Linked DNA regions of Homo sapiens: region 1 is linked to region 2. The links are chromatin loops, found by intact Hi-C in ENCODE. Cell type or tissue: K562. All regions are shown on one strand. Links, peaks and the distances in the headings refer to the core of each region. The heading gives the core; the rest is flanking DNA. Region 1 overlaps ZNF786 (zinc finger protein 786). Region 2 holds the start of LOC124901766 (a long non-coding RNA gene).

Region 1 (12,576 bases), core at 1-5,000, 500 kb after region 2:
GGCGTAGCCAAGACTACAGGTGCATGCCACCATGCCCGGCTAATTTTTGTACTTTTTGGTAGAGATGGTGTTTCACCATGTTGGCCAGTCTGGTCTTGAACTCCTGACCTCAAGTGATCCTCCTGCCTTGACCTCCCAAAGTAATGGGATTATAGGTATGAGCCACCACGCCAGGCTATATTCTATAAATTCTAAAGAGAATGAAAAGGACTTGCCAAGCTTCCTTTGGGAGATACTAAATTTGTTTTTTTTTTTTTTTTGAGACGGAGTCTCGCTCTGTCACCCAGGCTGGAGTGCAGTGGCTTGATCTTGGCTCACTGCAAGCTCCGCCTCCTGGGCTCACACCATTCTCCTGCCTCAGCCTCCTGGGACTACAGGTGCCTGCCACCACACCCGGCTAATTTTTTTTTTTTTTTTGTATTTTTAGTAGAGACAGGGTTTCACTGTGTTTGCCAGGATGGTCTCGATCTCCTGACCTTGTGATCCACCCGCCTCAGCCTCCCAAAGTGCTGGGATTACAGGCGTGAGCCACCACCCCTGGCCCAAATTTTTTTTTTTTTTTTTTTGAGACAGTGTCATACTATGTCATCCATACTGGAGTGCAGTGGCACCATCATTGCTCACTGCAGCCTTGACCTCCCTGGGCTCAGGCGATCCTCCCACCTCAGCTTCAGGAGTAGCTGGGACTACTGGTGTGTACCACCATGCCTGGCTAATTTTTGTATTTTTAGTAGAGACAGGGTTTTGCCATGTTGCCCAAGCTGGTCTCAAACTCCTTGGCTCGTGATCCTCCTGCCACGGCCTCCCAAGTGCTGGGATTACAGGCATGAACCACTGTGCCTGGCCTAAATTTACTTTTATAACAATTACTTTTTAAAATGTCAGAACTTCCTTATAATTACACACATATATTTTTATACAAATGCACAAAGGTAATCACATCTTATCTGGATTTCTGTGTGCACCTTTTCTTAAAAATGTTAACAATCACATATAACCTCGTAGAAATTGTTTTCGTTTGCAGATGCCTCCTTTTTCATAAAATTATGTCCTTGTTTTATAATGCTGTCTTTTCCAATATAGCTGGGATCACGCCACTGCACTCCAGCCTGGGTGACAGAGCAAAACTCCATCTTGGAAAAAAAAAAAAAAAAGAAAGAAATATAATTGGTGATGCTTCTGAAGAGAAAATCCTTTGTGGTTCTTCATATTCCTAACTTGCATGACACTCTTGCTCAAAGAAGGATACCTGCTCCTAAAACCCGTCTACCAGCGGGTCTGGCTACTGTTGCTGTGGATTCCTGGGCAATACCAATCCTGCTCAACGCTTTGGATGTCCCACTCTGCCTCAACTCCAATCGGCCTCTATCATTGCAAACAGTTGGCTGAGCCTTTTCTTAATGTCCAGTTCATTTGGAGCAGGACAGGATTTTGTGTGTACTCTGATGTGCTCCGCAAGCTTAGACTTGTAAATGAAGCCCTTCCCACAATCGCCACAGGCAAAGGGCCTCTCGGGCCTGTGGATGCGCTGGTGCCTCAGCATGTGTCCCCTTTCCCGGAAGTTCTTGTCACACTCAGGGCAGTGAAAAGGCCTCTCCCCTGTGTGCAGGCCCTGATGGCTGAGCAGCTGCGCCTTCAGGCGGAAACTCTTGTCACACTTGGGACACTGAAAAGGCTTCTCTCCCGTGTGCGTTCTGATGTGCTCGATGAGCTTTGAGTGTTTCACAAAGCCCTTGCCGCACTCACAGGAGAAAGGCATCTCCCCGCTGTGCAGCAGCTGGTGGGCCTTCATGTCGGCCTTCACGCGATAGCGCTTGTCGCACTCCGGACACTGGAAGGGCCTCTCTCCCGTGTGCAGGCGCTGATGGCTGAGCAGCTGCCCCTTCAGGCGGAAGCTCCTGTTGCACTCTGGGCACTGGAAGGGTCTCTCCCCGCTGTGCACGCGCAAGTGCTCCGTGAGCTTGGATTGTCTGGTGAAGCCCTTGCCACACTCCCCGCACGAGAACGGCCTCTCCTTGCTGTGCGTGTGCTGGTGGGCCTTCAGGATGCCCTTCAGGCGGAAGCGCTTGTCGCACTTCAGGCACTGGAAGGGCCTCTCCCCGCTGTGCACTCTCAGGTGCTCACGGAGCTTGCACTGGTGGGTGAAGCCTCTGCCACACTCGCTACAGGAGAACGGCCTCTCCCCACCGTGCCGGAGCCGGTGGGCTCTCAGCATGCTCTCCAGGCGGAAGCTCAGCCCACACTCTGGGCACTGAAAGGGCTTCTCGTCCGTGTGCAGCCGCTGGTGCCGCAGCAGCTGTCCCCTCTGACGGAAGTTCCTGCCACACTTGGCACACCGGAAAGGCTTCTCTCCGCTGTGGACTCGAATGTGCTCCGTGAGTTTACACTGCTTGGCGAAGCCCTTGCCACACTTCCTGCAGGAGAACGGTCTCTCCCCACCGTGCGCGTGCTGGTGGACCTGCAGCAGGCGGCGCAGGCGGAAGCGCTTGGTGCAATGCGCACACTGGAAGGGCTTTTCTCCAGTATGCGCCCTGCAGGGGCTGGCGAGCCTGGCGCTCATAGGGGAGCGCTCGCCACACTCCGAGCAGGAGCAGGGCCCCTCTGCGCCATGCTGCAGCGCCTCCGTGTCCCCTTCCTGGTGGCTGTTCCCCTCCTGGGGCAGGCGCGAGCCTGGTTTCTGTCCCGAGTGCACACTGCTGGAGGCCCCGCGGCCTTCTCTCCAAGAGGCCGGCCCCTCCCGGCTGTGCTGGCACCGGCGAGCCTGCGTGCTGTCCACTGGGAGGGAGCGCTTGCCGCATGGGGTGCACTGGGCAGGCTTCTCCCCCTGCTGCGGGAGGCGGTGGCTGGGATGGGTCAGCTCGTGTCGGAAGCACATTTCACCGTCAGCGTTCCGGAAGGGGCCCCTCCCCGTGTGGGCCGCCAGATGGCGCAGCAGACACAGCTTCCGGCGGAAGCTCTTACCGCACACGCCACACCGGAAGTGCCTCTGTACCCGAGGGCTGCTCCACGGCATCTGCGTCTCCGCCCTCTTGTTGAATTTCTCCCAGGCCCTACGTGTCCGGTCCTTTGAGTGGCCTCTCTGGTGCATTACTAAATGGTTGTTCTCCCAACAGCTTTCCCCGCAGACAGGCCAAGGGTGCTGGGTGCTCTCCCAGGCGGGGACGTCCCACAAACCAGGAAGATCCAGATTTCTGGGACCTGGGATTCCTTCTTTTAGGGTAGATTCACTGGGGCCGCAGGCTAGTGGTGGAGGAGCCCTGGCGTCGTGTCTCTGTGGGCTCCCGAGGGTGATGCCTTGGTCAGGCCTGAAGGAAACAAAGGATCCAAAGGAACACTGGCTTTCAGGATCTAATTGGAAATGGCTTTTAGTTTTTCCTGAATTCATAGCCTGCTGGCTTCCTGCAATTGAAAACAAAAATTCAGTCGGTATTCCTGTCTGCAGCACTACTAGCGATTCTCACAGTCAAGTGACCCACAAGAGTGCCTTGTGGTGGCCTGGGAACCCAGCTTCCACTGAGCTACCCAACCATGCAGTGTGATCTGTCTCATGGCCGTGAGTTTGGTGAGTCTGCTGAAACTAAACTGAACAGACATATCTTTGGATAATATTGAAAAAAGGAAAATATAGGTCGCAAATATAGAGTGTAAGCTCTGGAATCAGTCTGCCTAGTTTTGAATCCTATCTGTCCACTGTGTAACCTTTGTCAAGCTAATCTCTTTTGACTTCAGCTCCTTCTGTAAAAACATGGAAACAAAAGTACATAAGATTACTGTGAGAATTAAATGAGCTAATGTGCATGAGGTGCTTAGCATGGTGCCTGGCATAGTGCATGTACTCTGTTTAAGTGTTGGCTGTTCTCATGACTTCAGGAAAGCCAGTGTATCGCATTCTGATGTACAGACACACCTGGAGTCCCGAGCTGGAGCCCTGACCAATACCACAGTTATACGTGATCCTTGAGCCATCCTGTCTCTAAGACCTGGCAGCAAGGCTTGGGCCTATTCCTCCCTCCCTGCCCCCATTTCTGCCAATGTTTCAAGAAGGTTTCTTGGAATAATTAATAGATGGTAGAAAGTTAAGTAATTTGTGGGGGAAAAACCTTCACTTTCGAAAGAAGCACCTAAAAACAAAAACTATTTGACAAGATTTCTTGAAATGATGCTCCTGTTTGACTTTTTCATTCTGTACTTTAAGAATCCAAAAATCTCAGACTCTCTCCTCATGACAAGAAATGAAAGAGAGGAGCTCAGGTTGAAGTATTCAAGTAGACAACAGTCTCTAGTTAGGAAGGAAGCCACGTTAGTCATGAAGATCTGGATAACCATGGGCCAGGCATGGTGGCTCACACCTATAATCCCAACACTTTGGGAGGCTGAGGTGGGAGGACTGCTTGAGGCCAGGACTGCTGGAAGCCAGGAGTTCAAGACTGCAGTGAGCTATGATCATGCTACTGTGCTCCAGCCTGGGTGACAGAGCAAGATCCTGTGTCTTAAAAACCAAACAAACTGGATAACCAGTTTCTACTGAGTTCTTACTATATAAACTGTCTCTCAATATATATACACATATATATGTATACATATATACACATATATTTATGTATACATTTATATACATATGTATATACACGTGTGTGTGTATATGTGTGCGTGTGTGTGTGTGTGTGTGTGTGTATATATATATATATATATATATATATATATATGTATATATATATAGTTTTTTTTTTGAGACTGAGACTTGCTCCATCGCCCAGGCTGGAGTGCAGTTGCATAATCTCAGCTCATTCACTGCAAGCTCTGCCTCCCAGGTTCAAGCAATTCTTCTCCCTCAGCCTCCTGAGTAGCTGGGATTACAGGCACCTGCCACCATGCCCGGCTAATTTTTTTGTATTTTTAGTAGAGTAAGGGTTTCACCATGTTGGCCAGGCTGGTCTGGAACTTCTGACCTCAAGTGATCTGCCCGCCTCGGCCACCCAAAGTGCTGGGATTACAGGCCTGAGCCACCATGCCTGGCCTAACACTATATATATTAACCAATTCAATCCTGTTAACATGGGTACTTTCATTTTATAGATCAGGCATTGAAATACCAAAAGGTTCAATAACTTGCCCAAGGTCACCAAGAAAAAGCAAGATCCAGACACAGACTCTAGAACCCACATTCCTAACCATTATGCTTTACTGCCTTTATCTAGAAGATAAGAGTCTTCAAACCTCAGCTTGCCCAAACAGGATGACAAGATCAGAGAAGAGAAACAAATCTGAACATGATGTCTCAAGGTCGGGGCCCTGATTTCTTAATACTCACCCCAAAACAGCTGTTCCTCAAAACCTGGATCAAAATGCATATCAACAGAGGAGCAAATTATGTTTCCTGATTTCTGTGATTCTCTCCATTTCCTGAAGGGCTCTCCCCCGTGTTCAATCCAGGATATTAGTTCTGGTTTTGGAAGTCCATCATCTGCACAGAGAAGTCAGACAGGGTAGTTTGGCTTCCTGAATTTAAAGCACACTAAGTTTCTAAATTTCTCAACATTCACTCCTGGGACAAAGTATGAGAACAACATGTCAAAAAAAAAAAAACAGGTTTACACAAAGATGAAAAAACCGCCTACACATCCTAACAATGCCTCCTAGTCTGTCTGGGCATGTTAGATCAGGTATGTTGTTTTAATTTTGTCATGTTCCCCACACATTTAGCAATGCTGTATTTTGTCCAAAAACAAAATGGCTAATGCTATATATATATATATATTTTTAAAATTAATTATTTATTTTTTGAGATGGGTTCTCACTCCAGTTGCCAAGGCTGGAGTGCAGTGGTGCAATCATGGCTCACTGTAGCCTCGGCTTCCTGGGCTCAGGTAATTCTTCAACCTCAGCCTGGGACTACAGGCACGCACCACCAGGCCAAGCTAATTTTCGCATTTTTAGTGGAGACGGGTTTCACCGTGTTGCCCAGGCTGGTTTCAAATTCCTGTGCTCAAGCAGTCTGCCTGCCTTGGCCTCCCAAAGTGCTGGGATTACAGGCATAAACCACTGCGCCCAGCCTTCAATATTCTTAATAGTGATTTATTAACAGCCAGATCATAGGGTCCAATTTTAAAGCAAGTTGGTTATGGCAAAAATGCGGTCAAAAAGGAGTTTTTAAAATAATGCTTTAAGTTATTATTACTATTGTTTTAGATAGGGTCTCACTCTGTCTCTCAGGCTGGAATGCAGTGGCATGATCACAGCTTACTGCAGCCTCAACCTCCTGGGCTCCAGTGATCTGCCCACCTCAGCCTCCTGAGTAGCTGGGACTACAGGCAAGAGCTACCACACTGGCTAATTTTTTTTATTAGTTTCTGAAATGGGGTCTCACTATGTTGCCCAGGCTAACCTCAAACTCCTGGACTCAAGTAGTCTTACCCCACCCTGGAGTCTCAAAGTGCTGCGATTACAGGCATGAGCCACCGCACCTGGCCAGTGGTTTAACTTATTAGAAATATTTCTGGCACATGGAGAAGGAGAAAAATATACAAAAACCTGGATGCCATCTAACTTTGTCAAATCCTACTGTGCTGACACACTTCAGGTTTTTTTTTTTTTTTTTTTTTTTTTTTTGATAGAGTCTCACTGTGTCTCCCAGGCTGAAGTGCAGTGGTGCAATCATAGCTCATTGCAGCCTCAACCTCCTGGGCTCAAGTAATCCTCCCACCTCAGCCTCCTGACAGCTGGGACTACAGGCGGGAGCCACCATGCTCAGCTAATTTTTAAATTTTTTGTAGAGAGAGGGTCTCCCTAGTTTGTCCAGGCTGGTCTCAAACTTCTCAGCCCAAGATATCCTCCTACCTCAGCCTCCGAAAGTGCTGGGATTATAGGGATGAGCCACCATGCCCAGTCTACTTCAGGTTTTTTGAAGATATGAGACATTACACAGTTTAAGCCCCTGTATATCCCTCTCCAGACATAAGCACTACCCTGAATCTGGTGTACATTATTCCTATGCATGTTCTTATTTTAAAATATATATGTATAAATAAAATGTTGCTGGGTTTTTGTTTTGTTTTTTTTGACAAAGTTTCACTCTTGTTGCCCAGGCTGGAGTACAATGGCGCGATCTCAGCTCACCGCAGCCTCCGCCTCCCAGGTTTAAGCGATTCTCCTGCCTCAGTCTCCCGAGTAGCTGGGATTACAGGCATGCGCCACCATACCTGGCTAATTTTTGTATTTTTAGTAGAGACAGGGTTTCTCCATGTTGGTCAGGCTGGTCTCGATCTCCCGACCTCAGGTGATCCGGCTGCCTCGGCCTCCCAAAGTGCTGGGATTACAGGCATGAGCCACCGTGCCCGGCCTATATTGCTGGTTTTAAACTTTACACAGACCAGGCCGGGCGCAGTGGCTCACGCCTGTAATCCCAGCACTTTGGGAGGCCGAGGCGGGAGGATGACGAGGTCAGGAGTTCGAGACCAGCCTGGCCAATATGGTGAAAGCTCATCTAATACAAAAGTTAGCTGGGTGTGGTGGTGTGTGCCTATAGTCCCAGCTACTCGGGAGGCTAAGGCAGGAGACTTGCTTGAACCTGGGAGGTGGAGGTTGTGGTGAGCCGAGATCGCGCCACTGCACTCCAGCCTGGGCAAGAGAGAGAGACTCCATCTTGAAAAAAAAAAAAAAAAAAACTACATAGACCATACCACATTGTACTGCAACTTGCTCTTCTCTCCTCAAATTATATTTTGAAAATTTCTCCATTTTGGAACACTTGGCTTCATTTGTTTGATAGTCTTGATTATATGAATATATCACAGTCTGTCTTTTTCTTCTGCTCCCTGGCATGCCTCTATGAATACACACATAAGCATTGACAGTTCTTGAAGTGAATTGCTGTATCACAGGATAAGCATGTCTTCAACTTTACTGTATGTTACCAAATTGCTCTCCAAAGTGGCTATGCTGATTGACAATAGAGTAGGAATGTTCACTTTGCTTCACATCTTGACAACACACGATGCTATCAGATGTTTTACTATCTCTAACATAGTACCACATAATAAGTCTTGCTATCTGATAAGACAATCAGTCACGTTCCATCTTGTTCCATAAGACTGTCTTCATTATTCTTGTCTTGGTTCTCCCATGTTCTTTAGGATCAGCTTATCAAATTCCGCAGAAAGCTCTATTGGGATTCTGACTGGACTTGCTTTGAATCTATAGATTCATTTGGGGAGAGAATTGACAGAAGGCAGAAAGATCCATGTAACTGACTATTAGATTAAGAAGATGGGTGGCCAGGCGTGGTGACTCACGCCTGTAATCCCAGCACTTTGGGAGGCCAAGGCGGGTGGATCATGAGGTCAGCAGATCGAGACCATCCTGGCAAACACGGTGAAACCCCGTCTCTACTAAAAATACAAAACAATTAGCCAGGCGTGGTGGCGGGCGCCTGTAGTCCCAGCTACTCGGGAGGCTGAGGCAGGAGAATGGTGTGAACCCGGGAGGCGGAGCTTGCAGTGAGCTGAGATTGCGCCACAGCACTCCAGCCTGGGCGACAGAGGGAGACTCCTTCTCAAAAATAAATAAATAAATAAATAAAAGAAGATGGGTGTTCTCCTAGCCGGCCACAGTGGCTCACGACTGTAATCCCAGAACTTGGGGAGGCCAAGGCAGGTGGATCACTTGACCTCAAGAATTCGAGACCAGCCTGGGCAACATGATGACGATGATGGATAATCACAAGGATATGATGAAAGCATGAGAAACAGTTGTGGCCCAACAGCGAAACAAATTAAAATGTAGCATAATTTTGTCTTTTTTTTTTTTTTTGAGATGAAGTCTCACTGTTGCCCAGGTTGGAGTGCAATGGCGTGATCTCGGCTCACTGTAGCCTCCGCCTCCTGGGTTCAAGTGATTCTCCTCCCTCAGCCTCCCAAGTAGCTGGGATTACAGGCATGCACAACCACACCCAGCTAATTTTTGTATTTTTAGTAGAGATGGGGTTTCACCATGTCGGCCAGGCTGGTGTCAAACTTCTGACCTCAAGTGATCCACCCACCTCAGCCTCCAAAAGTGCTGGGATTACAGGCGTGAGCCACCACACCTGGCCAAAATGTAGCATAATTTTGAACAACTGATAAGAATGAAAAAAAGAGAATCCATTTGATCTTGATGCTTGGAACATTCTTATTAGGCTGGCACAGGGTTAATGGCATAGAATTATATTTTTGCCTCTATAGATTCATTTACTGTAACTGATTCTTCAGTAACAATGAAAATAATGTAATGTTTTCAGTTATATGTTTTAGAAACAATCCATACATACAGCCTGCAAAAGTTAACTATGGTAGGCCAGGCACGGTGGCTCATGCCTGTAATCCCAGCACTTTGGGAGACCAAGGTGGGTGAATCACCTGAGGTCGGGAGTTTGAGACCAGCCTGACCAACATGGAGAAACCCCGTCTCTACTAAAAATATAAAATTAGCAGGGCGTGGTGGCGCATGCCTGTAATCTCAGCTACTCAGGAGGCTGAGGCAGGAGAATTGCTTGAACCCAGGAGGCGGAGGCTGCGGTGAGCCGACATGGTGCCATTGCACTCCAGCCTGGGCAACAAGAGTGAAACTCCGTCTCAAAAAAAAAAAAGTTAACTATGGTAACAGAACAGAATATAAATATTAGAAACTTTGCAATATAAAGGAAGTGGTATGGCTGTTGTCAACTGGCAGAAGAGATGAAGAGAAATACTAGAGAACTAATTATCTTTATATACTGAATGAGTCAGATGAAAATGATGGAATACAATCTAGAATCTTAAACATATTATTTTAAATTATAAAGCTGACCAACAGAGGCACAAAAACTATCAAAAACTGGGGAGAAGATGATAGAAGAGGGATTGTATAAGTGAACTAATGCCTAATTTTTCATAGTAATTAATTCTGTCTAAACTCGATAAATCAAGTTATTGGAAGCGTATTTAGATTGGAGGAAGCCACTTTAAAAACTAAAACAAAAATGGTTAAAAGTGGTTGCCCTCACGTGGTTAACTGAATGTGGAGATAAGAATGAAACGGGCTGGGCGTGGTGGCTCACGCCTGTAATCCCAGCACTTCGGGAGGCTGAGGAGGGCGGATCACGAGGTCAGGAAATCGAGACCATCCTGGCTAACACGGTGAAACCCTGTCTCTACTAAAAATACAAAAAAATTAGCCGGGTGCAGTGGTGGGCGCCTGTAGTCCCAGCTACTCGGGAGGCTGAGGCAGGAGAATGACGTGAACCCGTAAGGCGGAGCTTGCAGTGAGCTGAGATCCCGCCGCTGCACTCCAGCCTGGGCGACGGAGCCAGACTCCGTCTCAAAAAAAAAAAGAATGAAACAGGAGACTTCGATCTTTCACTTGATGCTTCTCTGAACAGACTGATTTTTTAAAAATGATATTTGATAAATGAAATATAAAAACCAAATAAGCAAAAAGGACATCCAATACCATACCCAGGCAGAGACAGCTACTCTTTTTTTTTTTTTTTTTTTCCTTTTTGGAACGGAGTCTCACTCTGTTGCCAGGCTGGAGTGCAGTGGCGTGATCTCAGCTCACTGCAACCCCCGCCTCCCAGGTTCAAGTGATTCTCCTGCCTCAGTCTCCTGAGTAGCTGGGACTACAGGCGCCCGCTACCACGCCCAGCTAATTTTTGTATTTTTAGTAGAGACGGGGTTTCACCATGTTGGCCAGGATGTTCTTGATCTCTTGACCTCGTGATCCACCTGCCTCGGCCTCCCAAAGTCCTGGGATTACAGGCGTGAGCCACCGCGCCCAGCAGACAGCTACTCTTAAAACACTTCAGGCCAGGCGTAGTGGCTCACGCCTGTAATCCAGCACTTTGGGAGGCCGAGGTGGGTGGATCACGAGGTCAGGAGATTAAGACCATCCTGTCCAACATGGTGAAACCCTGTCTCTACTAAAAATACAAAAATTAGCCGGGCATGGCAGCACGCACCTGTAGTCCCAGTTACTCGGTAGGCTGAGGCAGGAGAACTGCTTGAACCCGGAAGGCAGAGGTTACAGTCAGCCAAGACTCCAGCCTGGGCGACAGAGTGAGACTATGTCTCAAAAAAACAAACACTTCATTGTACACCCTTCCAAAATAGCTTTTCTGAAGTATTTAGACCCCACTGTAAAAGCTGTGAGGTGGGGACATCCTAGGTTAAAGATATACAGAGCACTTCATGAATGTGCGCTAGGTGTGCTCCTATGTGGACAATCATGGCATCCTGATAGTCATGACTAAAGGCCCCTCATAAATAATATTTAGTCACCCGGACCACCTTACATTGTTCAAATATTCTCATGTAACAATGTCTACCCTTGAGTAAAGATTAACAATGTTGACAAAAGTATTAACAATAGATTGCAGGGTAAAAATACCCTTCTGAGTTAATTTCTGAGAAATCTTGCTACCTGAGAAACAGGAGCATCAAGTGACTGTGACCCCTTACAGGATCCAGTTCCATGACCTACCCACAAAGGTGAACAGGTCTTACCTAGAGAGACGAGAGTCTCATAATTGCTTCTCATCACATGCTTGTAAAGTTCCTTCTGCCATGCCTCTAGATCCTGCCATTCTTGCTCGGAGAAATAAATAGCAACATCCTCAAAAGTCAGAGGTAGCTGAAATTGTAGACATAAGACATATGCATTCATGGTTGCTTCAAAATGACTCCAGCTCCTTCTCCTTGTTAATTTAAAAGACTTCTGCAGTGGACAAATGTTTTTGGTTGTTCAGCAGCTTCTTCCTGGAGAACTACTCCTTCCTCTACTCCAATTACATCGTTCTGCTGTTAACCACTACATCCCCCGCTCCACGTTTCATTATGCTTGTTCAAAGTATATATACACATGTAGAGTATGGAATTTTTTTCTTTACAAAATGGGAACAAGTCACTTTGTAACTTCATTCACTTAATATGTCACAGACTTCTTTCCAGGTCAATAATATATATTGAGGCAAATTCATTTTTTTGGTAAAGTCGCACTATATTCCATGAGTAGAAGATATACCCCACTGATGGGACATATAGTTTGTTTCCCTTATAAATTACAGTATTCAGCCAGGCGCAGTGGGTCATGCCTGTAATCCCAGCACTTTGGGAGGCTGAGGCGGGCAGATCACGAGGTCAGGAGTTCGAGATCAGCCTGACCAACGTGGTGAAACCCCACCTCTACTAAAAATACAAAAATTAGCCGGGTGTGGTGGCGTGCACCTGTAATTCCAGCTACTGGAAAGGCTGAGGCAGGAGAATTGCTTGAACCTAGGAGGCAGAGGTTGCAGTGAGCGGAGATCGCGCCACCGCACTACAGCCTGGGCGACAGAGCAAGACTCGGTCTCAAAAAAAAAAAAAAAAAAAAAAAAAAAAGTGTTCTCATGCGCTTTCTAGGTATTAGTGCTTTTACTTCTTCAGGATAAAGTATAAAAGGGGAAATACTAAATCAAAGAGAAAACACATCTTCAGTTTTAATAGATAACATCAGATTGCCTTCCAAAAAGAATGCAGCACATTTACCCTTGCTATTAACATGAGACTTCTTGTTTCTTTACACCTT
Region 2 (12,632 bases), core at 3,252-8,251:
AGGGGAATTGCAATAGAGGAAGTGTAATTCACTCAGAGCCAGCTGTGTGGGAGACCGGAGTTTTGTTATTACTCAAATCAGTCTCCCTGAGAATTCAGGGAGCAGAGTTTTTAAGGACAACTTGGTGGGTGGGAGGAAGCCAGAAGCCAGTGAGCCAGGAGTGCTAATTGGTTAGGTAGGAGATGAAATCATGGGAAGTTGAAGCTGTCCTCTTGCACTGAGTCAGTTCCTGGGTGGGGCCCACAAAATCAGATGGGCCAATTTATCAATCTGGGTGGTGCCAGCTGACCCATCAAGTGTAGAGTCTGCAAAATATCTCAAGCACTGATCTTAGGAGCAGTTTAGGGAGGGTCAGAATCTTGTAGTCTCCAGCAGCATGACTCCTAAACCATAAGTTCTAATCTTGTGGCTAATTTGTTAGTCCTACAAAGGCAGTCTAGTTCCCAGGCAAGAAGGAGGTTTGTTTTGGGAAAGGGCTGTTATCATCTTTGTTTTAAACTATAAACTAAGTTTCTCCCAAAGTTAGTTCAGCCTATGCCCAGGAAGGAATGAGGACAGCCTAAAGGTTAGAACCAAGATGGAGCTGGTCATGTTAGATCTCTTTCGCTGTGTCAGTCATAATTTTATAAAGGTGTTTTCAATCAGGGACAGAGGCGGAACGGCAGACAGGAAAAAAAGAAGGATTTTTCAATAGATAATCCTGGGGCAACTGGACCCCTATATAAAGATAGATTGCATACCAAAATCAATTCAAAAGGAAATAAAGACCTAAAGATGAAGAGAAAAACTATAAAACTTCTAAAATATAACATAGAAGAATGTCTTTATTACTGCTAAGTGAAGTTAAACTAAAAGATAAAAACAAACACAAAATCAAAACAGCTGGGAAGATGTCTTCATTGCTTGTACGTGTGTACACCAGCTAGTTAAGTCACTGTATGGAGGGCATGACCAGTTTAACTACCATCCCCGGCATTGCAAAACACCAGAAAAATATTTCTGGGGCCAGGTGCGGTGGCTCATTCCTGTAATCCTAGCACCTTAGGAGGCCGAGGAGGGTGGATTGCTTGAGGCCAGGGTTTCGAGACCAGCCTGGCCAACACGGTGAAACCTCGTCTCTACAAAAAATACAAAAATTAGCCAGGCGTGGTAGGGTACGCCTGTAGCCCCAGCTACTCTGGAGGCTGAGGCAGGAGAATCACTTGAACCCAGGAGGCAGAGGTTGCAGTGAGCTGAGATCACGCCACTGCACTCCAGCCTGGGTGACAGAGCGAGACTGTCTCAAAAAAAATCTGAAAGTGAATTAATCACATATTCATATGAGTTCTGATACAGGAGTTAAAAAGAAATTACTTAGGCAGATAGTGAGGATACGGGATTCCTTGCTAAGGTTTTCCTTTTAATAAAAAGCAGCCCCCCAAATCATTTACTTTTCTAACAAAGAGCACCCTGTAAAATCGAGCTGCAAACATAGGCAAGCAAGCTGGAAGCTTGCACAGGTGAATGCCAGCAGTTGTGCCAATGGAAAAGGCTACCTGGGACTAGGCATGTTCAAAACGGCAGCTCCATCGTCTCTTTGTGCCAGCCACGTGTACAGTATGGCGCAGACAAGATGGCGCTGGCTGAGTGGAAAGTCCATCTGCAAAGTAAGATGAGGGTGGGGCAACCAGCCTTCCCTGCCACAATGTAAATGTCACACCTGGTTGAACCAATCTGGGGGCCCTATGTAAATCAGACACTGCCTCCTCAAGCCTGCCTATAAAATCTGCTGCGTCCACCACAGACCAGCTTTTCCCTTTCAGATGCGGAGAGAGACAGAGAGAGCGAGAGAAAGAATGAACTTCCTTAAAGTAGGACCTATATTTATTCAATTAGGACATATTCCGTTAATATATGCTCATAGAAATATTTTTGAACTGAAAGAGAAAAATCTGTTTCTGAAATATTTCTAATCTAACAATATTTATAATTACATTGTGATTACATAAATTAGAATTTAGGATTGCCTATACTTGCTTACCTGGTCTATTTTTCCAATATTTCTGAATAACTACATAACAAAATTTAACAGATACGACATGCGTGGTTCTCTGTGGAAAAAAAAACTATAAATTTGCTTCAAAATTCATGTACTGAGGAACAAACTTGAATGTTTACTTTTTTTAGGTTTTTAAAATACAGACTAACATAACTGCCAAATAATTTAGACAGAGTTATATTTATACTTCCACATTTCTCCCCTATAATTCATTCTCCTTTGCTTCCCCAGAGAAAGGGGGACGTGTAAGAATATTTATATTCAGCCCTCACTTTGTTGTAAAATCAAAGACCTAAGTAAATAGAGAGGAATTCTGCTTTAAGCTGTGAGAGATCTGTTATCATAATCAGAAGGTAAAAGTAATTTACCAAAGATAAGCATTCAAGCCCTAAATTTTTATCAAGAACAGAAATGTTTCTTAAAGCATGAAGTGTTTTACTAAGTTTTATACAGTTAGGAAAATGCCAATAAAATTTTCACTACCTGTTTTCGTAATAAAATGAATACTGCTGTATTTCATTTTCTGAATTCTGCCTTCATTTTCTTCAGTAAAACTGAAAATTGCACTTAGGAACAGACACACCTGAAAATATATTCAACTGTATTTATCTCACCTTTCAAGGTGAAATTCCAGATTTTAAAATTGTAGTTATCTCAGATGATTACCAGAATGCGATGTAATGATATCTTGCATTTATGATTATTGATGCACCTTTTTATAGATTCATTTTAATGTTGAACTACTTATTTTATATGCATTGATGAGCATAACTGTAATTAGTTGCCTAGTTTGGTAAATGAGTACCTGGGATAATTTATGAGTGCTTCTAATTTTTTTTTCTTTATGTCTTCTAAAAAAAAATGGGATACATGTGCAGAAGGTGCAGGTTTGTTACATAGGCATACGTGTGCCATGGTGGTTTGCTGCACCTATTGACCTGTCCTCTAAGTTCCTTCCCATCACCCCCCACCCCCAACAGGCCCTAGTGTAAGTTGTTCCCCTCTCTGTGCCCATATGTTCTCAATGTTCAACTCCCACTTATGAGTGAGAACATGAGGTGTTTGGTTTTCTGTTCCTGTGTTAGTTTGCTGAGGTTGATGGCTTCCAGCTTCATCCATGTACCTGCAAAGGACATGATCTCATTCCTTTTCATGGCTGCATAGTATTCCATGGTGTATATGTGCCATATGGTTCCATGTCTTTGCTATTGTAAATAGTGCTGCAAGAAACATATGTGTGCATGTGTCTTTATAGTAGAATGATTTATATTCCTTTGGGTATATACCCAGTAATGGGATTGCTGGGTCAAATGGTATTTCTGGTTCTACATCCTTGAGGAACCACCATACTGTCTTCCACAATGGTTGAACTAATTTACATTCCCACCAACAGTGTAAAAGAGTTCCTATTTCTCCACATCCTCTCCAGCATCTGTTGTTTCCTGACTTTTTAATAATCGCCATTCTGACTGGCATGAGATGGTATCTCATTGTGGTTTTGATTTGCATTTCTCTGATGATCAGTGATGTTGAGCTTTTTTTCATATGTTTGTTGACTGCAGAAATGTCTTCTTTTGAGAAGTGTCTGTTCATATTCTTTGCCCACTTTTTGATGGGGTTGTTCGTTTTTTCTTGTAAATATGTTTAAGCTCCTAGTAAATTCTGGATATTAGACCTTTGTCAGATGGGTAGATTGCAAACATTTTCTCCCATTCTGTAGGTTGCCTATTCACTCTAATGATAGTTTCTTTGGCTGTGCAGAAGCTCTTTAGTTTAATTAGATCCCATTTGTCAATTTTGGTTTGAGTGCTTCTAATTTTTAGTTCAGGCTTGACATTTTGATATTGACTTGAGTACTTTATATACCTTGCTGGATATTTTTGATAATTCACACTTACAATGAAGAATATAACTACAGAAACTTATAAGCATAAAGTTAAGCCTGGAATTTATTCATTCAATATTTATTTTTTTGAAATATAATGAGCTTCTGCTGTTTAAAAAGGACTCTCCAACCTGAAAAGCAATTTCTAAAGATATTTATTTTCTTCAAGTCAACTGTATTAGCTATGAATTAGAAACCTAATTTATTTTAAAACTTGAAGCTCTATTTTTAAATCTGGCTATTTTATTTATAAACCTAACTAATTTTTTATGAAAAAGAACAGCCACTTCTTTTTGTCCCTTTATTAATATTTCGATGAACTCTTACCTGACCAAATCATCTTTAAATGTTTAACATGACTTAGAAAATTAAATTCCCTTAGACACTTAAACTCTGATTACAAAATTAACACATCTGGTTCTCTCACTTCAAACACCTAAGAAAATGTCTTAGCTTAAGTTATCTACCCCCGTTGTGTAGCAGTAAGCCTGCCTTCTCATGACAACCTGTCACCTGTCAGCATACTGGCTCCCTCATTGCCTGCTGTCCACTGCCAGGAGGAGACCAAATGACCTGGCCAGTTGGCATCGACAGCTTTAGGTATGGTGGAAACCATATTGTATTCCCTATTGAAAGTGTCCAGACAAGAATTCATGTAAAAGTGGGCTGGGCGCGGTGGCTCACACCTATAATCCCAGCACTTCGGGAGGCCAAGGCAGGCAGATCACTTGAAGTCAGGAGTTTGAGACGAGCCTGGCCAATATGGTGAAACCCCATCTCTATTAAAAATACAAAAATTAGCCAGGCCTGGTGTAATCCCAGCTACTCGGGATACTGAGGCAGGAGAATCACTTGAAGCTGGAAGGTGGAGATTGGAGAATCACTTGAACCTGGAAGGCAGAGATTGCAGTGAGCTGAGATCACACCACTGCACTCCAGCCTGGGCAACACAGCCGGACTCCATCTCAAAATAATAATAATAATGGTAATAATTCATGTAAAAGTAATTTATTAGGAAAAAATGGTAAAGGAATGGAGAATTAGGGATAGGAAGGCGAGGAGGCCAAGTAAGGGTAACAATGTCAAAGTCGCATATAGAGTACCTTCAACTCAATCCCAGAGAGAGCTCTGGAGACAACATAGGTCACACTTGAGAACTGTCCTAATTAGCAGCAAAAGAGCAGAGAATTTATACCCCAGTAGCCATCAACTATTGGCCAAGGGCGGCCCCAAGGGAATATACGTTCTCAGGCATTTCCAGCTCTGGCCGCTGGAGGGCAGCCCTCCAACAAAGAGATGTGGCTCCTGACTGTTGGGAGAGAAAACCCTCAGGAACTAGTGTGCCCAAAAATGGTTCAAGGTCACAGGGGACATGGGTAGAGTACTGCCCACCCATTGTACCAGCCAGATCCATTTGTGCCTGTCAAGGTAATCCTCTGCGACAGGGGCTAGTCACAATTTCTAGAAGAAAAAGCTTTGAAGAGAAAGATGAGTGGAACAAGTTTCTACTGGTTGGTCCTCAGACTGTAACTGATTTTCACCTTTCTCCTCTACTCTCCATTCTAAATTTCCCTCATTCTAGGCCAGTATTTGTCTGATGGGTCATCTCTGAGGAGCCTGCACCCCTAGTTGTCACCCCCTGGTCACACTGTAGTTGCTGTAATTGTCTATTCACTGTTATAAGTGCAGAACAGTCTAAGAGGTGGCATGTGGGTTGTATTTTTGTTTTGTTTTCTGAGATGCAGTTTCACTCTTGTCACCCAGACTGGAGTGCAATGGCGCGATCTTGGCTCACTGCAACCTCCACCTCCCGAGTTCAAGAGATTCTTCTGCCTCAGCCTCCTGAGCAGCTGGGACTACAGGCACCCACCACCATACACGGCTAATTTTTGTATTTTTAGTAAAGACAGAGTTTCACCATGTTGGGCAGGCTAGTTTCAAACTCCTGACCTCAGGTGATCCACCCACCTCAGCCTCCCAAAGTTCTGGGATTACAGGCGTGAGCCATGGCGCCCAGCCGAGGTGCCCTAGTGGGTTCTAAACATGCACCTCTCTGCCCCCATCATGTAGCAGTAAGCCTGTCTCTTCATGACAACCTGTCACCTATCAGCGCACTGACTTCCTCATTGCCTGCTGTCCACTGCCAGGAGGAGACCAAATGACCCCACCAGTTGGCACCTACAGCTTTAGGTACTATGGAAACTGTATTGTATTCCCTATTGAAAGTGTCCTCCCTGCAAACCCTCAACAACCCAGCAGACATAAAGTTACAAGTATAGGAAGCCTGCATTTCCCAAGTGGGTCCCTGAAGGTGATAGTGAGAAGGGCCACTCCTACTTCTAGGCGTTGGTTCCCAGATGTCCATGTGCTACCCCTCAGGGGCAGAGCACATGTGATGATGGTTGGTTCCAAGGTATGTACTGTTCCCTAAAGGACAGTAAGCCAACCCCAGAGGTGTCCTCTCAAGCTGGGGGCTCAGATGTGCTTTTACCAGCCTGGGCAATACAGCAAGACCTTGTCTCTATTTTATTTATCTATTTTTTTTTTTTTTGAGATGGAGTTTTGCTCTTGTCACCCAGTCTGGAGTGCAGTGGCATGACCTCAGCTCACTGCAACCTCCACCTCCCAGGTTCAAGCAATTCTCCTGCCTCAGCCTCCCGAGTAGCTGGGGTAACAGGTGCCCGTCACCATGCCTGGCTTATTTTTGTATTTTTAGTAGAGATGGGGTTTCACCATGTTGGCCAGCCTGGTCTCGAACTCCTGACCTCAGGCAATCCACCTGCCTCAGCCTCCCAAAGTGCTGGGATTACAGGAGTGAGCCACCGTACCTGGCCTCTACTTTAAAAAAAAAATAAAAATTCACCAGGTGCAGTGGCATGTGTCTGTAGTACGAGCTTCTCAGGAGGCTGAGGCGAGAAGATCACCTGAACCCAGGAGTTTGCAATTGCAGTGAGCTATGGCCTCACTGCACTCAGGCCTGGACGACAGAGGGAGACCCTGTCTCCAAAAAAAAAAAAAAAAGATACGCTTTTGTTAGCACAATTCTCTAACCAACTGAGCTAACCAGCCCCTCTAAGATATGCTTTTAAAAGGACACTCCAATATTCTTCCAGGTCAGGAGCTGGACCTGGCTCAAGGATGGTTTAGCTAAAAATGGACGGCTACTGTGCTAGAACCCAACTTGAAAGTGACCTTGAGAAGGGGCGGTGAGGGGAAAGCCTTCCAGTGTGCAGAACTTTCGCTCGGTATGGAGGGAAATGTGCCCCAAGGACAGGATACGAATATACATGGACTTGGCTGGGGGGTGAGGAGCATGGGAGGACGAAGACTGGCTGATGGGGGAAAAGCAGTCTGAGAAAGACTTGTGACATGAGAGGGGCGTAGCCAGTGGATCCCTTGGTGATGTGTCCACTGTTGCACCTACTTAGCTATGAAGTGAGCCCCATCATGCAAGGCAGCGTTTTGCAAGATCTCCTGTCAATAAATTGGGCATTTTGTGTGCCCTTAGATAGTAGTGGCAAAAAATTTAAACCCGTATCTGGAAGCTATACCAATTCTGGTCACAAAGAAATCACTGCCACATATTTCTAGGGTGGAAAGTCTCTAACATAATCGACTTGCTGCCAAGTGCCTAAGTGGTCTCAAGAGATTGTACCATGTTGGCTAGGCGCGGTGGCTCACGCCTGTAATCCCAACACTTTAGGAGGCTGAGGCGGGCAGATCACATGAGGTCAGGAATCTGACACCAGCCTGGCTGATATGGTGAAACCCCGTTTCTACTAAAAATACAAAAATGAGCCGGGTGTGGTGGCAGTTACCTGTAATCCCAGCTACTTGGGAGGCTGAGGCAGAATTGCTTGAACCAAGAAGGCGGAGGTTGCAGTGAGCTGAGATCATGCCACTGCACTCCAGCCTGGGAAACAAAGGGAGACTCCATCTCGAAAAAAAAAAAAAAAAAAAAAGAAAGAGGTTGTACCATGTCATGGAGCCCAGTATTAGTGTCTGCTACTGACAGGCAGAGCAGGAGTCAAATTAGCCTTAGTGATCCAATGCTGTCAGGCACATTCACAACCTCTACCTCTCCCACCAAAGTTATTCCCCTGGTGGGCCCATGGTGTGAACACTGGGCTGGCTGAGGACGGCGGCTGGCTGACATCAAGGTGAGTCGTGCTGACCATCTGCTTATCCAGTGCCTCCTCTAAAGTGGATGTTCCTGGCTGGGCCTCGATGAAGATACCAAAAGTCTCACACACTGGGTGACTCCCCTAGGTCCACCCGCAGGCCTCTTTCCCAAACTCCTTTGCAGATCACTTCTTCCAGGGTCCTGACAAACCAGGCAAGCCTTAGCCACTGCTCAGGAGGCCAAGCGCATCCTTACCTGGGGCACTTTTCTCCACGTGAAGGAGAAGCTCTGTGGAGAGAGTTTGCGCTCACCATAAACTTCAGGGCCACTTCTGAGTCAGGCAGTCCTGCAGTAGAAGTCCAACCTTCCACAAACCAGGCCCAGATTGTTTCCTCCATCAGTTGGTCATAGGGAGCACCCCACAGGGCCATGGACAGAAGCTTGGGAGAAGAATGGATGCAAGGGCACTGAATGACATGGGGTCTGGACCGCCTCTTTGTGTAACTTACTTTTGCCCCAGACATGCTTAGGCTCCATCCTGGATGCAGCACTTTTACGTTATCCTAGATCGCTCTTTGCTCATGTCACTTTATGGCAGCACCATAGCAGCCAACGCGTGATAGGCACTCTGGTCATATGTTGGTTGATATCCATAGTCAAAATATATTTCGTGCCTGTATTAGTTCGTTTTCACGCTGCTGATAAAGACAGACCTGAGACTGGGTACTTTATAAAGGAAAGAGATTTAATGGACTCACAGTTCCACATAGCTGGGGAGGCCTCACAATCATGGCGGAAGATGATGGAAGAGCGAAGGGACGTCTTCAATGAGGCAGGCAAGAGATTTTGTGCAGGGAAACTCCCCTTTATGAAACCATCAGATCTCATGAGGCTTATTCACCATCACAAGAACAGCCTGGGAAAAACCCACCCCCGTGATTCAATTACCTCCCACCAGGTTCTTCCCATGACATATGGGGATGGATGATCACAATTCAAGGTGAGATTTGGGTGGGGACACAGAGCCAAACAATACCAGTGCCCAACAGCATAAGAAGAGCTTTTTCCAATGATGTATAGTTTTCCTCCCCAGGTGGCATGGCCTTGTTCAGAATTTTGGAGTCTATATTGACATGCTTTTAATGGGGTTTGCTAGAGATGGTATCTTTATCAAGCATGGATTCCTCTAGCACCGTGGGATCTGCTGAGCCATATGGCCCCAGTAGCAGGGCCATTTGTTCCACAGCTTGGACCTGCTGCTAAGCCCCCTCTTGCTCTGGGACCCACTCAGAAGTAACTACCCTCCATATGCAGGTACTTGCTGGGTGTCAGAGAGAAAATTGCTGCCACTAGTAAGCCTGAAATTGGAAAAAGGATCCAAGAGCAATGACAGCATCTGCCACAGAAGGCAAAAATTCTGCACTCTTTTAAGTGATTTTTATAAGTCATAATAGTAAATTTAGTAAATCAAGTTTTCTTAAATGTTGCAATGATTGTCTAAATACGAGAGAATACTCAAAGAATTCAAGATTACAGATTATTACCACACCCATATAAACACACCTAAACTGAATGCAGTGACTCACACCTGTACTCCCAGCACTTTGGGAGAGTGAGGTAGAAGGATCACTTGAGGCCAGGAGTTCAAGACCAACCTGGGCAACCTAGTGAGACCCCCCAACTTCTACAAAAATAAAAATTAAAAAATTAGCCAGTCTCTCTTCCTCGGTGCCGCCTACGGAGGTGACAACCATCTACTTGACATGATGGCTGACCTCAGACCCCTCATGAAGCCCAAGATTGTCAAAAAGAGGACCAAGAAGTTCATCTGGCACCAGTCAGATCGATGTGTCAAAATTAAGTGTAACTGGTGGAAACCCAGCAGTATTGGCAACAGGGTTTGGAGAACATTCAAGGGCCAGATATTGATGCCCAACACTGGTTATGGGAACAAAAAAACAAAGCACATGCCGCCCAGTGGCTTCTGGAAGTTCCTGGTCCACAATGTCAAGGAGCTGGAAGTGCCACTGACGTGCAGCAAATCTCCCTGTGCGGAGATCGCTCACAGTGTTTCCTCCAAGAACCACAAAGCCATATGGAAAGGGCAGCCCAGCTGCCCTCAGAGTCACCAACCCCAATGCCAGGCTGCGCAGCAAAGAAAATGAATACACAGCTCATGTGCATATTTTATTTATGCTTAAATAAAACCATTAAAACTGCCAAAAATTTAGCCAAGTATGGTGACACGTGCCTGTAGCCCTAGCTACCCGGGAGGCTGAGGCGTGAAGATTGCTGGAGCCCAGGAGTTTGAAGGCTGCAGTGAGCTATGATTGTGCCACTGCACTCCAGCATGAGTGATACAGTGAGATCCCATCTCTAAAAATAAATTAAAATAAGATAAAATCATAACAAATAAACACACCTTAAAATGTGAATTATTTCTTCATCATCTGTATTAGGATTCTCTTAAAAGGACAGAACTAATAGGATATAATAGGAGATATACATATATATTATATATATATAGGAGTTTATTAAGTATTAACTTACATGATCACAAGGTCCCACAATAGGCTGTCTGCAAGCTGAGGAGCAACGAGAGACAGTCTGAGTCCCAAAACTGAAGAACTTGGAGTCTGATGTTCGAGGGCAGGAAGCATCAGCACGGGAGAAAGACGTGGGCTGAGAAGCTAGGCCAGTCTCTCCTTTTCACGTTTTTCTGCCTGCTTTATATTCTCTGGAAACTGATTAGATTATGCCACCAGATTAAGGGCTGCCTTTCCCAGCCCCCTGACTCCAATGTTAACCTCCTCTGGCAACACCCACACAGACACACCCAGGATCAATACTTTGTATCCCTCAATCCAATCAAGTTGACACTCAGTTTTAAACATCACATCATCTCTCTACTTTTTAAAAAATATCTTCCTGGGGAAATGATTTTAAGGAGGTTAATTGATTGAAAATTCAGAATCAAAGAATTTCCAGACCACTGGGGGCACCGCTCCTCAGGATGTTTAACAAAATGCTCCCCAGAAACTATTGAGATGAAACCCACTGAATGGCCATCATTGATTTGACAGGTCAATGGAGTTTTTCTAGCTCTATTTCCATCAACAAGGTTTTAAGCAATCCCGTAAGTTTCAATTTCTTGAAACTCAATTCCTTTCCCCTAAATGACCTATGTGTTAAAATAAATGTGGACATTTTAAAGTCCCTGGGTTTCACTTCATCTTGTGGATAAAACCTTATTGTGTAACCTCCTGAAATGCAGTCTGGTGTATACTGGTAGAAAATGCACGCCTTCATCAGTCCCTATTCCACCCCCTTGCTTTTTTATCTTTTTCTTCATCTCATTGACCACCTTTTTTTTGAGATGGAGCCTCACTCTGTTGCCAGGCGGGAGTGCAGTGGTGTGATCTTGGTTCACTGCAACCTCTGCCTCCCGCGTTCAAGCAATTCTCCTGCCTCAGCCTCCTGAGTAGCTGGGACTACAGGTGCCCGCCACCACGCCCAGCTAATTTTTTTTTTTGTATTTTAGTAGAGATGGGGTTTCACCATGTTGGCCAGGATGATCTCGAGCTCTTGACCTCGTGATCTGCCTGCCTCAGCCTCCCAAAGTGCTGGGATTACAGGCATGAGCCACCACACCCAGCCTGACCACCATTTTTAATTACTGTGTGTGTGTGTTTTTTTTTTTTAGACATGAATTTTGGTTTTTAATTTTTTTAATTTATTTTTTAATCTTTTATTTCCAAAGATTATTGGGGAGCAGGTGGTGCTTGGTTACATGATTAAGTTCTTTAGTGGTGATCTGTGAGATTTTGGTGCACCCATAACCTGATGAATCACTGTTTTAATGAAGAGGAATAAAACCTACACACGTCATTCTGCCATGATGCCTCATACCACCTGAAAGAGTATACAGTCACACATGGAACATACACAGTCACTAACCTAACTGGAGAATGGTACAAAATACAATCGTTACAGGTCGTGCTAGGAATATTTCGAGCATATGGACAGCCTGTCTTCCTGGGATAGGTACCTGGAAGTCCCTGAGGCCTTATCTCCCTTCCTCTTTCCTTCTCCATCACTCTTCTCTCCACAGTACCAAGTTCATCTTGCTGGAGCCGCTAGGGCTCAGGCTGGTAAGCGCGCTTTTCACCCTGTGAGAAAGGCCTCTTCACGCAAGGTCCTGGCATGCTGCCTCTTGTGTTCAAGGTCAGCAGGGCTCATCCACTTTGGTCCTCTGTACTTCAAAGGGAAGCATTTGAAAATTAGTTTTGTTTTATTTTATTTTGAGATGGAGTCTCACTCTGTCGCCCAGGCTGGATGGAGTGCCGTAGCACGATCTCGGCTCACTGCAACCTCTGCCTCCCGGGTTCACGCCATTCTCCTGCCTCAGCCTCCCGAGTAGCTGGGACTACAGGCGCCTGCCACCACGCCCGGCTAATTTTTTGTATTTTTAGTAGAGACGGGGTTTCACCACGTTAGCTAGGATGGTCTAGATCTCCTGACCTCGTGATCTGCCCGCCTCGGCCTTCCAAAGTGCAGGGATTACAGGCATGAGCCACCGCACCTGG

Evidence for each region. A loop is a pair of places that touch in the nucleus more often than their neighbours do. Peaks named below come from ENCODE experiments on the same cell type or tissue, not always from the same donor. Only the 100,000 strongest peaks of a DNase experiment are listed, where the experiment ranks them.
Region 1: it touches region 2 in a loop (2.6-fold over the local background); 2 of 110 quality-filtered maps call a loop at or near these places.

What each region holds. Positions count from the first base shown.
Region 1 is chr7:149,069,075-149,081,650 of GRCh38, forward strand. It overlaps ZNF786 (zinc finger protein 786), which reads right to left. Exons shown (of 4, transcript NM_152411.4): 2 at 11,517-11,643; 3 at 5,312-5,464; 4 at 567-3,399. The coding sequence ends at 1,349. Among named protein-coding and RNA genes, the nearest start is that of ZNF786, 15 kb to the right of the region's middle. RefSeq lists an enhancer at 2,255-3,247. In K562, for the core only: a CTCF peak has its summit at 2,919 (motif pointing right); no DNase peak of the experiment used is centred there; H3K4me3 peaks cover 1,349 bases.
Region 2 is chr7:148,570,589-148,583,220 of GRCh38, forward strand. LOC124901766 (a long non-coding RNA gene) reads right to left here and starts at 1,625. Exons shown (of 3, transcript XR_007060577.1): 1 at 1,536-1,625. It also overlaps the pseudogene RPL32P17. RefSeq lists enhancers at 1,023-2,222, 5,049-5,343. In K562, for the core only: a CTCF peak has its summit at 5,196 (motif pointing right); a DNase peak (open chromatin) is centred at 5,173; H3K27me3 peaks cover 772 bases.